Regions from separate parts of the Mus musculus genome. Here region 2 is linked to region 1. Evidence: chromatin loops called from intact Hi-C (ENCODE). Cell type or tissue: left cerebral cortex. All regions are shown on one strand. Links, peaks and the distances in the headings refer to the core of each region. The heading gives the core; the rest is flanking DNA.

Evidence for each region. Hi-C counts contacts between places; a loop is a spot of excess contacts. Peaks named below come from ENCODE experiments on the same cell type or tissue, not always from the same donor. Only the 100,000 strongest peaks of a DNase experiment are listed, where the experiment ranks them.
Region 2: a loop joins it to region 1, with 2.1 times the contacts of the local background. A loop is called at or near these places in 1 of 42 quality-filtered maps.

What each region holds. Positions count from the first base shown.
Region 1 is chr1:179,773,440-179,776,605 of GRCm38, reverse strand. Ahctf1 (AT hook containing transcription factor 1) reads left to right here. Exons shown (of 36, transcript NM_026375.2): 20 at 452-598; 21 at 1,087-1,274. Among named protein-coding and RNA genes, the nearest start is that of Ahctf1, 29 kb to the left of the region's middle. In left cerebral cortex, for the core only: no CTCF peak of the experiment used is centred there; no DNase peak of the experiment used is centred there.
Region 2 is chr1:179,687,956-179,691,121 of GRCm38, reverse strand. No RefSeq gene overlaps it. Among named protein-coding and RNA genes, the nearest start is that of Sccpdh, 21 kb to the right of the region's middle. In left cerebral cortex, for the core only: no CTCF peak of the experiment used is centred there; a DNase peak (open chromatin) is centred at 1,463.

The sequences.
Region 1 (3,166 bases), core at 249-2,748:
GACTTCAGAAAAGAGCAAGTTTCATATCTTGATCCCTATATATATATCCCAATGTTTGTGCTAAAGTCCTTTTAATCTAATATATTATTGTCATAATGTATATAAGATACTTTTTGTATTTGCTTAAGCTGCCAGCTTTGCCCAATAGAGTTTGATCTATAACTTTTTAAAAATTTACTAAACAAGTTACTTGAATTTGCTATTTGTTTTAATGAACAAGATGTATTTTTATTCAGTCTTTTTTTTTGTCATAGCAGTAAAATACAAAGGATAAATAAGGTTGGCATGGGACTCCTTTTCCCGTGTTTAGTAAACTATATCCATACCTGCTATCCTAATGGCCTTGTAAGTGTAAGTTTCTTAAACCTCTTCATTCTACATCCTGCTCCCTACTCTAACTATATACATGGTTTTTCTTTTGTTTATTGTCCTTAATGCTTTTTTTTAAAAGACCATTTATTTGCTGCTTGATATTATGTATTCCTTTCCAAATAAAACGGATACCCCCATTGAATCTTTCCCAACTGCCTTTGCTATTTCTTGGGGCCAAGTTAAGCTAGTTCAAGGATTTTGGCTGCTAGATCATAATGACTATGAGGTAAGTAACTCACTTGGAATATACGCTTTTGTAGATTATTATACTAGAACGTGTATAACTACGTTAATTTTGACATAGGATACTGTCTTTTTTCTAGAAGTAATGAAAAGCTCACTTTAACTGGTGTTCTCGCCTAAACAGCAAGAACACAGTTCATAAACTCAGGTTCCTGCTGTCTAAAGAATGGGTCATTCAGGTGCAGCACTGACTGTGCTAAAAGATTTGTTTGGGTTCTGGTGTGAGCCAGAGAAGACAAAACTAGTTAATGGGCATGAAATTGGTGTAAGAAGTATTCTATATAAGGAGGCCTCAAAGATGATATTTCTGATAAACCTTGGGTCTTTGACCTCTACCATTAGATACTTTTATATTTACACTTATCTAATTTTTACTTTAGTGATTTCTTAATACTATTTGCCTTTTAAGAACCACAACCTTGTCTAAATACTAAAGACTGTATTTATAGTTAACACTTCATTGTTTTGCAGAATGGTTTAGACCTTCTGTTTCACCCAGTTACTGCAAAGCCTGCATCGTGGCAACATTCAAAGATAATTGAAGCTTTTATGAGTCAGGGAGAGCACAAACAGGCTCTCCGGTATCTTCAGACAATGAAGCCAACAGTGTCCAGTAGCAATGAAGTTATCCTTCACCTCACTGTTCTACTTTTTAATAGGTAAGTACATCTTAAAAATAGAAGCTCTTGGCCATACATTAAAAAGTGGAATTGATGGAATAGATAGTAAAAAAAAATATGTAATCAGGTGATGGATATATGAGACCCTGTCTCAAGAAAACAAAATACATAATTTTACATTGGTCTCATTATCTTATAAGACAAATACATGGTGCCTTTCACCAAGTAAACAGTGTGTGCTTGGCTGAGACATGACTACTTACTATCTGCTGCTATTAACGACATGGCTTGTCTCTTCCATGGACAGATTAGGTCAGGTATGGACTTAAGAGCAAGTTTCATATCTTAATGCTTAAACCAGATTTGAGCAAATACTATTTTTCGCTAGAGACCTTTTGTTTTTATTTGTATATTTGTGTATTTGTGCTTTATATGTTGTAAGTATGTGTACATACCACGTGTGCACAGCATCAAGTGCCTTCCTCTATTGCTGTATACTGAATATTCCATAGATTGGACATGCTGGGATTCATTTCCAGCAAGCCATCACCACCATCATCAATCATTGGCTATGTAAGTGCAGAATAAAGAGTAACTCGATGTTGTTAAAAGTTGGAGAACATTACACCAGTGAAGATGATTGCTTTTTTAAAGTTCAAGGCAAGTCCTGTAGTAAGCACATAATTACTTAATTTTCCCCATATACCTGCATCTCTAATCCAAGTGTTTATTCTCAGTGTCCTTGAACCATAGTTATATTTGGGGAATCTGAACTTAAATGTAAAAGGTTAGGCCACAGAGCAATCTTTCTGGCATTCAAGGATTGGTGATCGGATAATCATAATTACAAATAGCTGATAGTTGAAAATGTTTCAGTATTTCAAACATACAAAAAATAACCTCTTCTCTGAGACTATGCTATGTGATTGGGGTAATCCTGTGGCTTTTTAACTACTTAATGATACTGCTTAGTAATTATGCTAAATCCTTAAAAATAGTACTGGGACCAACCAGGTAGCTCAAGCCAGCAAAAGTGTCTGTCGTGCATGCCTGATGAACCTAAACACACAGAGGCAGGAAGGTGACTTCAGAGTCTGGACCTCCACATCACGTGGACACGTGTCATATACGCACATGTTCACAGAGCAATAGGGAGATGTGGTCCAGCAGCCTTCTACCAGGGCATAGTTTTTAAGAGGATAATCTTTGGACGAGGATAGATTTTAACTTTATAAACAGTACCACCTTCTCTTGCATATTTGACATTCCAGCATTTGAGAAGATAAGCTAATTACTTTCTAAACTGTAGTTTGTCCTTTTCATGAGGTTAGTGCCCACCTTGCAATATTGTGATTGTTAAGTGCACAGATGCCATTATAGCTGTTGAGAAAGTTGTAATTTATTAGCAGATGGTGGTAGTGATTGATAGCCATTGTATCGTTCATTAAACCTCATAGCTTGATTCCTGACTCTGACCCCTTCTTTATCTAAGATGTGTAGTTTTCCCAGTTTTGTGGTGGGTGCACAATAGTTAGGAAACTGTTAGTATTGTGGTTGCCTGATTTAATTTTTTCTTACAAATACAAGAGAAATGAAAAGCCTTATGTGCAGCTATTAGCTATTATTTCCTTTCTTTTCCTCTTTCTACACTCAGTAAATTGATTCTCCAATACTCTGTAGCTCAAGTTGAACGACTTCTAACTTCTTCCTTCATGAATATAAAAGTGTAAATCAACATCTTCTGCATTACCTAAGCTTGCCATTGAGGGTTTTCCCCCTGTTCTTTAAAAGTCGTAATTTATAGTAGAGAGTTTAAGTTTTTGATATGTTGTTAGTTTTGTTGCAGTTATGTAGAATACTCCACATGATAACTGATAACTCACCTTCGTAAATAGTGTTTTTATATTAATAGGTAAACTGTCAGTATTGTC
Region 2 (3,166 bases), core at 309-2,808, 86 kb after region 1:
CTAGGTTCTGCTGGCTTAGAAGTTTTGGCTCCAGAGAGGGGAGTGCTCCTACCAGGAGCTACAACAAACATTTCATTGAACTGGAAGCTCAGACTTCCCCCTGGTCATTTTGGGCTTCTAATGCCCTTAAACCAACAGGCTAAAAAAGGAATAACAGTGTTAGGAGGGGTGATAGATCCAGATTACCATGGGGAAATTGGATTACCTCTTCACAATGGTGGTAAGCAAGATTATGTCTGGAGTGCAGGAGATCCCTTAGGGCGTCTCTTAGTACTACCATGTCCTGTGATTAAAGTCAATGGGAAACTACAACAGCCTAATCCAAGCAGGATGACAAAGGACGCAGACCCATCAGGAATGAAGGTATGGGTCAATCCTCCAGGAAAAGAGCCAAGACCTGCTGAGGTGCTGGCTGAAGGTGAAGGAAATACAGAATGGGTAGTAGAGGAAGGTAGTTATAAATACCAATTAAGGCCACGTAACCAGTTGCAGAAACGAGGATTATAAAGTAATATGAATGCCCATTGTAAATTTACTAATGCGTTTGCGATTGTACGAGGGATAGTTATATCATGTTAGGCGTATTTACAACCTTGTTATTGTTTCATGTGAACATGAGATATTATTTGTGTCAAGTTGACAAGGGGTGGATTGTAGTGGCTATTCCTGGTTGTCAACTTGACAATATTTGGAATGAACTACAATTCGGAATTGGAAGGCTCACCAGTGACCCTTATCTGGAGGCTTGGAGATCCTTATCTGGATCTTGGTTTGAAGATCTTGAGCCATAGTGGCTATGGATTCCAGAAGATTGAATCTCCGAGTTAAGGAACACACCTTTAATCTGGGCTATGCCTTTCATCTGGGATTAAAGGTGTGGTGGAACACACCTTTAATCTGGGCTACACCTTTTGCTGGAGACAATATAAGGACATTGGAAGAAGGGAGTCTAGCTCGAGCTCTTGCTCCTTCGCCTGCTTGCTGCGTGAGACTGAGTAACTGCTAGATCCTTGGACTTCCATTCACAGCTGCGACTGAACAATTGTTGGGAATTGGGCTGCCGACTGTAAGTCATCAATAAATTCCTTTATTATCTAGAGACTATCCATAAGTTCTGTGACTCTAGAGAACCCTGACTAATACAGTCCCTAATCAGCAGGAAGTCTAACAGTAACGTTGCCCCCTTTCCAACCCCTGACCTTATTCAGGGACCTCTCTCCTTTCCTCTGTTTCTCTCTCATATCTAGTGTTAGGGGGTTGAAAGGAGAGAAGAAAAGGGGTGAAGAAGGGTCTAAGAGAGAAGAATGCATGCAGTAGCAAACAGTGGCTACAGCAGTCCTTGCACCAAAGCTCCTCCAAAATCCGAATGGAGAATGATCCTGGGATCAAGCAGTCCCATTACTGTGCGCATGCTCAAAGAATGGAAATCAGTATGCTGGAGGCTAGCCACACTCCACGGTCTTTTACAGCACTGTTCCAAGCTAAGAAAAGGCTTAAGTGTTTGCCAATCTCCACGTTAAGAAAAACACGAATTACTGGGCAGTGGTGGAGCATGTCTTTAATCCCAGCACTCGGGAGGCAGAGGCAGGTGGATCTCTGAGTTGGAGGCCAGCCTGGTCTACAGAGTGAGTTCCAGGACAGCCAGGGCTACACAGAGAAACCCTGTCTGGAAAAACCAAAATGAAAAAAATAAAATAAAATAAAGAAAAACAGTAGCTTAACTAAATTGGCGTGGCACCAAATTGCCTTCTAAATATCCCCACTTCCACTTTTATGCAAATGACACTCTCAGTCATAATCAGGGCCGCTTTTGTTTGCAATGGGCTGTGAGTGCAGAGAATCATGGCTGGTCAAGGTACCAAAGATACGTGACGACTGCATGCTCACTCCTAACTAGAACATCTATGGCAACTGCCCCTAAAGCTCAGGAATGTGTGGAAGAGGGAGATGACAGTGGATGATTTCTTCTGGGCATGATGCAGCAGCCATTGCAACCATGATCACGACAGCTGTGGCTGGGCCTGTCTGCTGTCCATCACAGGCTGGGGAGGGGCTCACTGGGCCCTGCCTCTCCTTGCTGAACTATTGACTAATGAAGGAATTGGGGGCCAGGTATTGTTCAGTCGTAGGCTCACTGATAAACCCGCTGGCCTCTAATGGATAGCTCCACACCCATGGGTGCCCAGAGGCCATGGTTAAACTCAGTGGGTCACAGAACAAAACAAAGTCATGAGTGTGGGAAGTGACTGGTAGAACTGGCAGGGATAAAGGGTGACGAAAAGAGGGAGGAGTGGGAGCAATTGGGGTGCATTGTACACATGCAGAAGACTGTCAAAGAACAACGTAATAGAAGCTGTCTGTAAAGGCAGCGAATTCTAACTTGTGATAGCAGGGAAACTTAGAGCCCACTGTGCTGAGTGACGAATCAAGCTACAGAGACAGATATCATATAATCTCCTAGCTACAAAAATAGCTGGCAGGACTGGCAAGACGTGTGCACCAGGAGCTTGAGGGAGGTGGTGAAATGTGAGGAGTCCTTTGTCGGTGATACAAGTCACAAGGAGTATGGCTGTGTGTTCTGTCCCAGGCTAACCATGGTCAGCAGTGATGGAAATGAGAGGATAGTAAATGTTCTCACCACAAAGAAACGATAGTTCCAGGTGGTAGATGTTATTACTTTGTTCATTCTATATGTGCATGTATTTAAACACCTTTTGTTGTTGATCCCAGACAGGGTCTAACTATATAGCTCCGACTGTCCTGGAACTATGCAGACCAAGTGTTTCCATTAAAGGTGTGGACCACTATGCTTGGCTAAATACCATTTTTAAAAATTGATTTTTATGTGTGCATGTATCTGAATGTATGTATTTGTACCACCTGTGTGCAGGGTTGCTGACTAGAAGAAGGCATCAGGTTCCTTGGAGTCACCAACTGTGAGCCACCTGTGGGTCCTGGCAATCAAACCTGAGTCCTCTGCAAGAGCAGCTGGTGCTCCTGGCTGCTGAGCCACCTCCACAGCCCCTGTGATACTCATTTTGAACCTCATAAATATATACTATTACTGGCCAATTAGAAAATTAAATAGAGCCGGGCGGTGGTGGTGCACACCTTTAACCCCAGCACTTGGGAGGCAGAGGCAGGCGGATTTCTGAGTTTGAGGCCA